Regions from separate parts of the Homo sapiens genome. Here regions 1 and 2 are each linked to region 3. A link is a contact called in ENCODE Hi-C or POLR2A ChIA-PET data. All regions are on one chromosome and are shown on one strand. The core of a region is the stretch at or near the end of the contact, and the rest is flanking DNA. Distances in the headings are between cores, read along the strand shown.

The links. A loop is a pair of places that touch in the nucleus more often than their neighbours do. ChIA-PET counts read pairs that join two places held with the same protein, here RNA polymerase II (POLR2A). Pooled maps may share reads with other maps.
Region 1: a loop to region 3 is called in a map of HepG2, with 7 times the contacts of the local background. The contact joins two enhancer-like sites. A Hi-C loop is called at or near these places in 24 of 168 maps with a recorded cell type or tissue (HepG2, K562, PC-3 and 12 more) and 10 of 50 pooled maps. POLR2A ChIA-PET finds 5 or more read pairs at or near these places in 12 of 52 experiments (AG04449, BJ, Caco-2 and 8 more).
Region 2: a loop to region 3 is called in a map of tibial artery, with 9 times the contacts of the local background. The contact joins two enhancer-like sites. A Hi-C loop is called at or near these places in 28 of 168 maps with a recorded cell type or tissue (Caco-2, HepG2, K562 and 17 more) and 22 of 50 pooled maps. POLR2A ChIA-PET finds 5 or more read pairs at or near these places in 9 of 52 experiments (Caco-2, H1, HEK293 and 6 more).

What each region holds. Positions count from the first base shown.
Region 1 is chr6:56,480,985-56,484,771 of GRCh38, reverse strand. DST (dystonin) reads left to right here. Exons shown (of 104, transcript NM_001374736.1): 89 at 1,895-2,089; 90 at 2,594-2,722. Among named protein-coding and RNA genes, the nearest start is that of COL21A1, 240 kb to the right of the region's middle. Within about 2 kb of position 2,016, at least 3 of the 41 ENCODE cell types and tissues checked have a DNase peak (open chromatin) inside an H3K27ac peak, as active enhancers do; they include transverse colon, where a contact is called at or near this core.
Region 2 is chr6:56,505,560-56,509,730 of GRCh38, reverse strand. DST (dystonin) reads left to right here. Exons shown (of 104, transcript NM_001374736.1): 74 at 1-89; 75 at 976-1,202; 76 at 2,942-3,064; 77 at 3,187-3,288. Among named protein-coding and RNA genes, the nearest start is that of COL21A1, 260 kb to the right of the region's middle. Within about 2 kb of position 1,891, at least 6 of the 41 ENCODE cell types and tissues checked have a DNase peak (open chromatin) inside an H3K27ac peak, as active enhancers do; they include ascending aorta, heart right ventricle, left ventricle myocardium inferior and 1 more, where a contact is called at or near this core.
Region 3 is chr6:56,541,183-56,544,817 of GRCh38, reverse strand. All of the region lies in intron 61 of DST (dystonin), which reads left to right. Among named protein-coding and RNA genes, the nearest start is that of COL21A1, 300 kb to the right of the region's middle. RefSeq lists enhancers at 1,738-2,157, 1,862-2,627. Within about 2 kb of position 1,962, at least 40 of the 41 ENCODE cell types and tissues checked have a DNase peak (open chromatin) inside an H3K27ac peak, as active enhancers do; they include ascending aorta, heart right ventricle, left ventricle myocardium inferior and 2 more, where a contact is called at or near this core.

The sequences.
Region 1 (3,787 bases), core at 767-3,266, 60 kb after region 3:
AAAACTGGCTTCCTTGAAATCTCCTGATATGCATGTAAAACTGTCATGTCATGTAAATCAAAGGTAATATTCAAGGTGTCCAACTAAGTGTAAGGTCCAAAATAATGACCAAATGATATAAAGCAACTTAGCCTTGGAAACAATATGAAGCATAGTACTAATGTAGAATAGTTGTATTGGAGTTGACTTTATATAAAAATGTCTTACATCACTCTACTTAAATTCATCTTGTATTTCTTCTCTCTAGTATCTGAGTTCAGAAAACTTATTCCATTTATAATGTTCTCTTTATATTGGTTATGCTATTTTGATCTTACCATTCTTTTTAAAAGTCTTATTACATATTTATTTTTCCTTTTTTCTTTCTATTCTATCATTATACCCATAAGAGAGTTTGTTACACCTGAAAAGTGAAACAAACTAAATTAAAATAAAATAAAAGAATAAATAAAGAACATTGGTCAAGTCTACAAAAGTTAAAAATTTAAAAATCACATGGCTTTGCTTATATTGAAATAAATGTTTTGTGTATGGTTAATACAAACTTCTCTATTTCCTGGCATTTATTCAATGAGTAATGAATAGCGTAATGTTACTTTTTACATAAATGCCATTTCTGTAAACTCACTGTCTAAATATTTACTACTCTAGGTAATTGCCAGATCTTTTATATATTAAAGGTCATCAAGAATGAATTAATCATTTAGCATTAGTAATACAACTGGAAGGCTCAAGAAGTTCAAGTATGTAAAAATGCTTTGGAAAGTCTTCTGAAAACTATTGGACTAGTCCTATCATAAATGGGATATTTAGATACTGTACCATTTGCATGTGTGCTTGTGTGTGTGTGAATGTGTGTATTGGTGTATACGTGTGTGTTTGTGTCTTTCTGCAGGCACATCTCATTTTAACTGTTAGAGTTGAATCAGTCAAATAATCACTTTTGTGATAGGCTCACTTTTGTGAATGATCTGAGTATCAGAATAGAAACCTATAGATATGGCCAAATGGTAATATTCATTTATGATGATTTTTTTAAAAACACATTAATTTTATTGTGACAGAATGTTGGTTATTAATGTTTGAAAGATCTAGTTGCATACACAGACTCTTGGATCAAAAATAAAGAGCTCTGGGCTCACTTCTTAGATCAGTCTGTGGCCAAAATAAATGAATTTAATTCCTGGCACATCAGTTTGTCAAAATTAGGCAGGAAAAAAAAAAAAAAAAAAAAAAAAAAAAAAGCAAACCCAGAAGCTTTTCCTCTAAGGTGAAAGACAAGGATTTAAGCCTCTAAAATTTGACATTATGAGTTAGTACCTAAGATATTATGAAAGACCAAGGAGTGTTATAGGAATAAAAGACCATCTGCCAACTTCCTATGGAATTCCCTGCCATTATCTCTAAGACATCCGTGGTACACACATCAAGATTGCTTAGTCCTCTGTTAGGTTCTTAGATACATCTCTTAGAGTAGTGCCAAAGCCAGCATCCACTTGACATTCACACTAGTGATTTGAGAGAAATTGGGACACCATATTAAAGAATCATTAAGAAAAGGAATTTGTTGCATTGTTTTATGAAATTGAAATAATGAAGGCTGGCTGCCATTATTTAAATCCAATATGTCATTTTAAAATAAGATAATCTTATCTTGTTTTCTCATGAGAATGTGACAGGACTGAACAAATTTATACAAGACTCTTCTTGATGGTGCTCAAATAGGAGCAGTGTGTCATTTATCTTCTGAAGATGCTGCCAGAAATATGGTTATTAAACTGTAGGTCTTAGATATCTTTACATGATGTTATGTGCACATATATATCTCAAACAGTATGTGTTGCTGTTTTGGTTTTGTAATTAAAATTAATTTTTCAAAATATGGTCTTCTTAGGCCTTCCAAAAAGAGTTGGGGAAGAGGACCAGCAGTGTGCAGGCCCTGAAGCGCTCAGCCCGAGAACTCATAGAAGGCAGTCGGGATGACTCCTCCTGGGTCAAGGTCCAGATGCAGGAATTAAGCACACGCTGGGAGACCGTGTGTGCACTTTCTATATCAAAGCAAACACGGTTAGAAGCAGCCCTGCGTCAGGTAAAAACCATGTAAATGAGAGCTGGGTGTAATGGGAAAAGTATTGAAACCTCAACAAGAACTATTCTAGTAAAAAATTGTGAGGCCCTCGTGTCTCAATCAGGACAGTCTGAAGAAGGAAATTCTAATAGCAACATTGCCTTGATCCTTCTCCCACCCTCCCTCATGAATTTAAATTACTGCTAGAGGGAGGCATTCTAATCTTCACATACAAGTGCTGCGTGAGTAATGTCTCAGCTTGGAAGTATGATGGACTGCCATTCATCTAAAATCAAGTTGTTAAAGTGGTAAATTTTTCTTCATATAGGCTTTTTTTTTAATATATTAAGTGTTTTCTTGTAAAATATGTGTATCTCTATCTTCTTAATGGGAGTAATGAAGCAATTAAATTTAAAACTTTTTTTTTTTCATTGAAGGGATGAATCCACTATACAGTTTTGTAAATTGTGCTAACAGGCATATTTGGGAATTTTGTTTGGGGTGTGTGTGTGTGTGAACTCTTAGGCAGAGGAATTCCACTCGGTGGTACATGCCCTCTTGGAGTGGCTGGCTGAGGCGGAGCAAACCCTGCGTTTCCATGGTGTCCTCCCAGATGATGAGGATGCTCTCCGGACTCTCATTGATCAGCATAAAGTGAGTAATATATAAATGCTATGTAAAGCTAAATTAGAAAATCAAAGCAGGGAAAATAGACTCGGGATTACAAATATCAACTGCATGAATATTTTCCTTCCTGAGAAATACTTAAACACCTGATACATTTGAGAGTGTACTTCTGTCCACATTGCTTACATATGTATGTCCCCATGCACCCACACACATGTATGTGTACCTGTCTTTTGATGTTTCCTTTTCAGGGAAGGTAGTTACTCTGTTTCCTATCTCAAGGAAGCATATTGATTTATCTAGGCTTTTTGGCTTTTGACCAAAATTGGTCAAGATTGTTGCAGTTATCATGTGGATTTCAAAAATAAAACCTCTTTAACGAGCAGTTTGGCATTTATAAAATTATACCCGTAGGATTGTAAATTAGTAATTTTGCCCTTTGTAAACAAGACACACAGGTAATTTAATAACTCATCTTTGAATCTATTTTTAAGCCTCTGCTGCTTCTGTTTTTAATCAAGAGCCTTTTAAATCCTTTTTAGAAGAAACCTATAGTATACATTAAAAACTTTAAAAATGAATTTCATAAGCCAATATTCTATTGAATAACTAACCAAGTCTAAATCTGGCTATTGAGTTTTCAAATCAAGATCTTTCCTGCGGCAATGCATGAAACTTGCCAAAACCCTTCAGAGAGTAATCCAAATATCTCTTAACAAATGTTTTTTAACCTTTGACTCAAAAAGTCAAGAATTTGAAATGGTAACGCTCAATGTAGTGTTGATGTCAGCATTTCCTATTAACTTTAAAGGATCTTTTAAACACCAGTAAATAATTTTGTCTTTTGAAGTCAGGCTGGAAATACATCATTAATTCTAGTGTAGCATGGATTACATCATGTGTGGAGACTTGTTATGTTAATTAACACCCTCTATCAAAGATGGGTTGCTGAATCTATAGCGATGAAATATTGCCATGTCATTTAAAAAGTGGTACAAGCTTGCATAGCATTTTCTGGAAGAATGAAATGCTATATATTATATACACCGTTTAAATTTGAAGCTAGAATATAAGAAGAAGACAGTTACATCA
Region 2 (4,171 bases), core at 642-3,141, 35 kb after region 3:
GCTACAGCCGTTGTATGAAACTCTTAAACAGAGGGGAGAGGAAATGATTGCTAGATCTGGGGGGACTGATAAAGACATATCTGCCAAAGGTAATACTTTTGGAATAGGGAAACAAATTTTAAAGCATTCTAAATGTTTATGCGGTTTACTCACCGTCCAATTGGATAACAAAATGCCGCATCTTAAAAAAGATACTACAAATGTGATGTGTTTAGGGTTGAAGGGCTGTGTATGCAAATCCCTTGTTAATGTCTTCCTGTGTTTGTGAAATTATTTGGTTGAATACAAAGCGTGCCATTATACATAGACCATGTATAAAGACCATATGTTCAAAGACCATGTGTATTCAGGCCTTTTAAATCAGTAGGTTGAAGCATATTGCTAATAAGGCCATATCTGGGGTTTTTTCCTCATTACTGACTCTGCTACCTTACATAGCATGGATCCTGCATCACATAGCCACAAAAATGGGAACCACTACCACAGCCAGCCATCTTTGAGATACGAGCTGAGGGTCAAAAGGGAGAGCATGTGCGTAGTGGAAATTCACAATGAGAGTACTCTAGAAGCAAGCCCAAAGTACATACCATACATTGTTACATTCCTGGGACTGAACGGACAATTTTACTCTTGATTTGGGGAGCATAAAAGTGTACCTAGGTGATTATTTCACTCCCTTTGGGATTAAGGATAGCCTTAATGAACTTGAAACTTGATAAACTTGGTTCTACTCTGAGCTCACTTTTGTCAGGAAGAACCTTGGTTTGGCAAGAATAGCAGACCCAGAGATATTATGTTATTTGGCATAGACTCTTGGACCCACTGATATCCACTGGACTGGGGTCATTCAAAACTTGGTCCAGTTTTAGATACTTAGCAAATTGGATCACTACTTTCTGTGTGAACTATAACATTCTGCTTTGTTGGTTACGTGGGGCTAACCAGTCGCCTTGTGGATATTGTTTTGCTTCATAGCTGTTCAGGATAAGCTTGACCAAATGGTTTTCATTTGGGAGAACATACACACACTGGTGGAAGAGAGGGAAGCCAAACTACTGGATGTGATGGAGCTAGCAGAAAAGTTCTGGTGTGATCACATGTCATTGATAGTTACCATTAAAGATACTCAAGATTTCATCCGGGACCTGGAAGATCCTGGAATTGATCCTTCAGTAGTAAAACAACAGCAAGAAGCAGCAGAGGTAAGCAGAAAATCTCATTTAAAGTTAGAAAAATAAGTTGTGGCATAATGAAATCCAGATTCCTTGGGTAAATGTTAGGAGTTACTCTGTTAACATTTATATTTGGTTCTGAAAATGGAATGTGCAGTGATACAGTAGGAGATAGAGTATACCCACAAATTTCACTTTGAGATTGTATGTTTAAAACAATTTCTCAGGCCTGCGTGGTGGCTCATGCCTGTATTCCCAGAACTTTGGGAGGCCGAGGTGGGCGGATCACTTGAGGCCAGGAGTTTGAGACCAGCTTGGCCAACATGACGAAACCCTGTCTCTACTAAAAGTACAAAAATTAGTTAAGCGTGGTGGTACACACCTGTAGTACCAGCTAGTTCGAGGGTGAAGCATGAGAATCACTTGAACCTGGGAGGTGGAGGTTACAGTCAGCCAAGATCGTGCCACTATACTCTAACCTGGGCGACAGAGTGAGCCCCTGTCTCAGAAGACAAACAAAAACACAAAACAACAACAACAAAAAATTTCTCTTTATCCTCACTGTTTTTGCCTTATTTCAGGGCCTTATTATCTCTCTCTTTCTTTTTGGCTTCCAAAGTAATCCAAAGTGCAGACTGTCTTTTCCTTGCTAGGCCTCTGACCTTGCTGCCAGTCTTCTCTCTAGATCTGCTCTTACTGTGTTGCTGCCTAAACCCCGTCAGAGGCATCCCCTGCCATCTGGATCAAGCCCAAACTCCCTAGAGCAGGGCATGCAGCTTTTTGCATGCCAGCCTAGCTCATGCCTATGTTTCCAAAGTTATGTTTTTCTCTTGCTCCTTTACCAAACTCCCTCCCTGCTACTGATTAGAAAGGGCGTTTCCCAAAACAAACTGTTTTGCTCTTTCTAGCGTCAGTGCCTTTGCGCATCTTATTTCCTCACTCTAGAATGTCCTTCCTGCCACTCTACTGGCAAAGTCCACTCAGGGTTCAGTTGGATCATTACCCCCATGTAAAACCTTTTCTTGTATACTTAGCAGAGTTAGTGCATCTGTGTTCCCGTAATACTTTATTCATGCAAAGGACTCTGCACATAGTATGGTTTACTGTTGCTTATGCCTCTGTCTTTCCTGCTGTAGTGTGGGCCCCTTGAGGGGAATAGCCATATCTATTTTTCTTTGTATCCCCAGTGCCTGGTTTAGGGCTTGGTTTATGGTTATTCAGTGTTTGTTGAATGAATGAATGTATTTAACCAAGAAGATGAAAGCAAAAGTAGGATACTGCCTTTCTGTTGTGGTATCTTTGTACCTTACAGGTCCTACCTGGTCCTGCCTAGGGTAATGACATAAAATGTAAATCCAAAGCTAGATTATTCTAAATCTACTAACAAATATATTAATTTGTATTGTTTTTGGATTTATATTTTACTTGTCTATGTTAAATGTATATTGGTTTGGAAACCAAAATGTCTTTCTAAGCCTTACAGTATTGTTGATATTTTTAAAAATTTGTTTTGGTATTTGTTAAGGTATTTCTTATTTATCATTTCTTAAATATCTTTATAATAAACATTTGACATTTGTTACTAAAAGGGTGCTGTTTTTCTTTTAAAATATTTCTTGTTGAAAAAATTTATTGCAGAAACTTAGAAAACAGAAAAATGATTAGAATGCCACCTTCTAGAAATAACTACCATTGATATTGTTGTGTACTTTTTAAAGTTTTGATGTGGTTTTGCTTAAAATTCTAAGGCTGTCATTTTCTTATTCTAGACCATAAGGGAAGAAATAGATGGACTACAGGAGGAGCTGGATATAGTTATTAACCTAGGTTCTGAACTCATTGCGGCATGTGGGGAGCCTGATAAACCCATTGTCAAGAAGAGTATAGATGAGGTACAACTGGCTTACTTATCAGAATGGCTTTTAAAAAGTTTTTAGTTAACTAAAATATTTTGTTAACAGTAGTTGAAAGTTTAAAATATGGCACTAAAAGAATTCTAACATACATCTTGTAGTTAAATTCAGCATGGGATTCTCTAAATAAAGCTTGGAAAGACCGGATTGACAAACTTGAGGAGGCAATGCAGGCTGCCGTTCAGTACCAGGATGGACTGCAGGTAAGGGGATTACAGTGTATGTGCTGGTCTTAGCTGGAAGGAGGAATCGTACTAATTGATGTCTACATATTGGCACCACCTCAAGATCTGCCAGTGCATATGCAATTGTGGGCAAATTATTCCTGCAGTTGCCTGTGTATCTCATTTCATGTTTTGTCTTTTAGAAGATATTTCTGACCTTTCAGATATGTGTAGATTTATATACACATCTAAACACATTTCTGTATACACATTCAGTGAAATTTACTTTGAAAAGAAATATTTTGATTTTTTTTAAGTGAAAGTAAATGTTCTCACACAGTGTTTTTTATAAATGGCTCAGCACCAGACAGTGAAATGGAACTAAATGTGAATTCTGTTCTGAGTGGAATAAGATGAAAGGAGTAAACACTATCTAAAAATATCACCAAGTTTAACTAAAGTCAGAAGTAAAGAAATTTGATTTGAAGCCAGTGTTCTCCATGTACAAAAATAGATTTCTATTAGGTCATAATCTGGTGTGTAAAAAGTGTTTTCTTCTTTTCCATGTATATAATTTCTTTTAATAGTTGTTTTTCACTTAAGGGTTTTCATTCAGTTCATTAACCATTTATAAGGTTTTTTTTTAATATTAAAAATTATCTTGTCAGTTGAGGCCAACTCGGGTATATTTCTCTCCCTACCTCCCTTAACCTTGCTCCGTTTCCTAACAGACTGGCAGGAGTTTAATCTTTCATCCTTCTTACCATATGGAAAAAGCTTAAGTATTTCCATAACACTAAGTGAATATTATTTTTAAAGCCCAGATGAGAACATCTTTTCCTTTTTTATTATGCCATTCCATTTCTATATTTGTAAAAATAAATGTCACAGCTAGGCTTTATGCCAGCTGAGAAGTTTTTTG
Region 3 (3,635 bases), core at 713-3,212:
AGATATATGTAAATTATTGTGACAAATTTTAATAGCACAAATCTTAATGTGAATCAATATAAAAATCAGTTCAATAAAAAAGGAATTTAGTTATTAAATAAGTGGTGTATACTTGAACTCAATTAACTAGGGAATATTTTCCCATAGCACTGTTTACTTCCGAACTGTGTCATGGCCATTTTCTCATTCACATTCCCATTCTAGTGTAAGTGGTGTAAGGACAGTGGTGGCTATGTCTTTACAACATCATTTTTCCAGTGCTTACATGTTGTTTGGCAGACAGTGAGTGCTATTTTTTTGAATCATTTAATTTATGAATGAATTATTTGTGCAGTTTTAAAAATGTACTACCCACCTCAAATGTGAGGTTATATGTTGCTCCTCTTAGCTTTTCATAAGCCTAGAATAATATTGTGCTAATGATTCAGAGTTAGAGTCTAAGGTGAACTGAATTAGAGCCATTCTTTATTATGAAAAGTTCTGTAAGGATCTTAGAGTGTTTAGAGAAAGGCACTCAGAGATCTCAAGGAAACTTTATTATTCATATTGCCATGAATAAGTAGTTTTCTAAGCTTACATATCAAGAGAGCGGCAGCTGGGAGTAAGACTCTTGGCCTCTACTATTTCCCAGTCTAGTGCCCAATCCACTGTTCAAGCGTGGTAAGTATGAGACCATTTTTCTTTCTCTTATCAGTGCCTTATTACAGCCTGTGTGCTTGAACACCACAGAATCAGGTGCTTGTTGAAATATTTCACGTCTTGAACATGAAAAATTGGCATTGATATTGTGATGTGGATGGATATTTTTAAATCTCTTTTTCTTTATAGATAGTCATATATCTAGTCAACTTAATGATGGCCACATACTGAGTTGCATCTAATAATCTAATAATTGTTGAATGGATGAGTTACCGATAGAGTTTTCATTATGAAAAGATTTTTTTAAAAAAGATTCAACTCTTAGATTTATCGAATGAATATTGAGATAACGTTTTCTCATTAAAGGCACAAAAGTTTCCTCCCACATCTTTTCTGTAAAATTAACAAAGAAAGTATAAAGTTGTTTTTACTAGAACTGCCTTCTTCATTTGGAGTTAGCACAGTTTTGTTCATGTTCAAATGATTATTTTATGAGATTGAAGAAAGACCGCTTCATTTGTAACTGACACTCTGACGATGTTTCTTATTTTGTAAAATAGAGAATGTTTAGATTTTATTTAAATAAAACTATTAAATTTCCTACAAAGACTAAGAGTTGGCTTGCTGAATTTATTTTCAAACAGTATTTTTAGAAGGGTGTTCAGTAGATAAAAATCTGTGGAGGTGATTTTGTTTATTAAATATCTGGAGTCAGTGAGTACCACTCTTGGGCCTTGTGTTAACCTCAAGAGTACTGTATGGTTATTAGTAACTACTAATATTCATGTCAGCAGTGCTGAGAGCCCCTCACTGGTAGGAATACTTTACTCTGGAGAACAGTTAGATTTGAACTTGGGCTTCAAAAGGGAACGGCAAAACACTCTCGACTTCAAAGTGATCTGCACTTTGCATCGCAGATACTGCTGAAGCATCAGATTCTTCAGTGTAAAAGTGCGGTTTCAACTGAAGGATAGGGACCTATGTAGCCCCCCTTTTCCCATTTAGTATTCAAATGAGTGCGGTCTCTGGACCTTCACAAAATAATTTCTTCGCGGATCTCCCGGTGCCAGGTTCTGCCTCCGCAAGCCCTACGGATCCCCTCCCATTTTGAAGTAGTCGGCGGGGTTTCCGCGGTGTTTGAACCTGAGCTGTCCCTCTCCCCAGTGGCCGGACTCGGCCTGCTTTGCGCTGATGTCACCACAAGCTGTTACATTGCAGCCTCTCGGCTTCGAGGTACCTCCCACTGAAACCGCTCGCCGACTCCCGGGAAGAAGCGAAAGATGACTGCGAAGTTAAGTCACGGGAGGGCGTAGCACCGAAGTGGTAGAGAGCTGCGGCTCCGGAACGCCCGGCAGGCCCAGAGACGCAGCAGATGGTGCCTGAAGAGAGAGGGCGTTGCTGCAAGCGCCCTGGCTGGAGAGCATGCCTGCCCGGCACCGTGCTGCCCTGAGGAGCCGCGGACAGCCCCGGAGCTCCCTTCCGGAGTTCTTTCTGCTGCCTCCACCGCCACCGTCTCTCTCTAGCCCCAGCTGAAATGAAGGCCATACCGCGGCCACAGAACTTGGTTCAGTTTCAAAGGCTAATGTAGTCCCTGGGTTTTCTGCTCAATGTGAATTACGCTGCCTGTGCCTTAGAGGAAGCCGCGGAGCTCTTCGTTGCTGCAATTGCCTCAGGTGGAATAAGCCTTCCTAAGGAGGACCAGATAAGAATCTTTGGAAATGGCTTTTTTTTTTTTTTTTTTTTTTTTTTTAAAGAAGCTTAGTAGTACACCATGCTTTCTGTTTACTTTAAACGGTTGCTGGATTGTACTGCCCTGGGTGTCTAAAAGTCTGGTGTTTTTTTCTTTCTTCCTTTGAGTAGTTCTGAATAGCATTGAAGAAGCTTAAAACAGGAAGAAAACCTGCCTTTTCAATCAAGTTTATTTATAGCTACTCCCCCCTCCAAAAAAAAAAAGTAAAAGAAAAATGTAACTTTCTCATAACGTTAGACTTAACTTATTTTTCTCTGAAGATTTGTTCTGTGCCTTGATGTGAACAATACCAGGTCCCTGTGTTTGTCTTTTAAATTTCTGGAGCATGGTTTATTTACCAGAATGGTGGAGTTCTGCAAGCCATCTTTAAGTGGATTACAGTTAACCAGAGCTCTGCCGAAATTAACATTCAGGCTGTTAAAATGCTTGCTCATTTGGAAATTTTAATCTGGAAATATCAGACTAAAAAGGGAAATGGACTGACAATGGAATGTTCTGAGTGTTTGAGCCACTGTTAAGTGTGTGTTTGTTTATTTTCTGTGTTTTGGAGTGTGTGAACGGGGACTTTGGGAGCTGGGAAAGGTGGACAAAGGAGATTTTTGTTCTCTGTTATTGATGCACTTTATTGTTTAGAATCATCCTAAAATCAACCAGGTAAAAGGATAGTTGCATTTATACTGATGCACTGCTGATGACCTTAAACACCTCATGTATTATGAAATATATTATTTGAGCATGTGTCTTTATGCTAAAGACACTCCATAGCTCTGTTCAGAAGTATACTTTTTTGGAAGATGCTTTATCTTATTTCTTATCTGTGTCAAGAGCTGCAATATTTGTTTTAACTATCTGCAAAATGGGGAAGCCACTCAGCAGACCAGACTGTTTACGTCAGAATCCCCCATGTGTAGGGAAGGGTGAAGAAGAGGAGGACCTAAATATCGAAGACTGTTACGTCCCACAGCGGTCAATCTATGATACTGTTAGACTAAATGAACAGATAGACTCTGGTTCAAAAGGTAGTCTATCTTCCAGGCATTTTACAGATCGAACTTTACCCTACAGTCACAGAACACTGGATGTTAGTTCTTTATGCTCTAATGGTGCCCTTACTTCTTCCAGTGTATTTGAGCTGAGAGGTCGGGAAGCTAACAAACTAGATGAAAAGATGATCTTTGATGCACTCAAACTAAATAGTGATATCATTCGAACCACAGGATTACCTAAAGCCAAATCTCATGCGGAA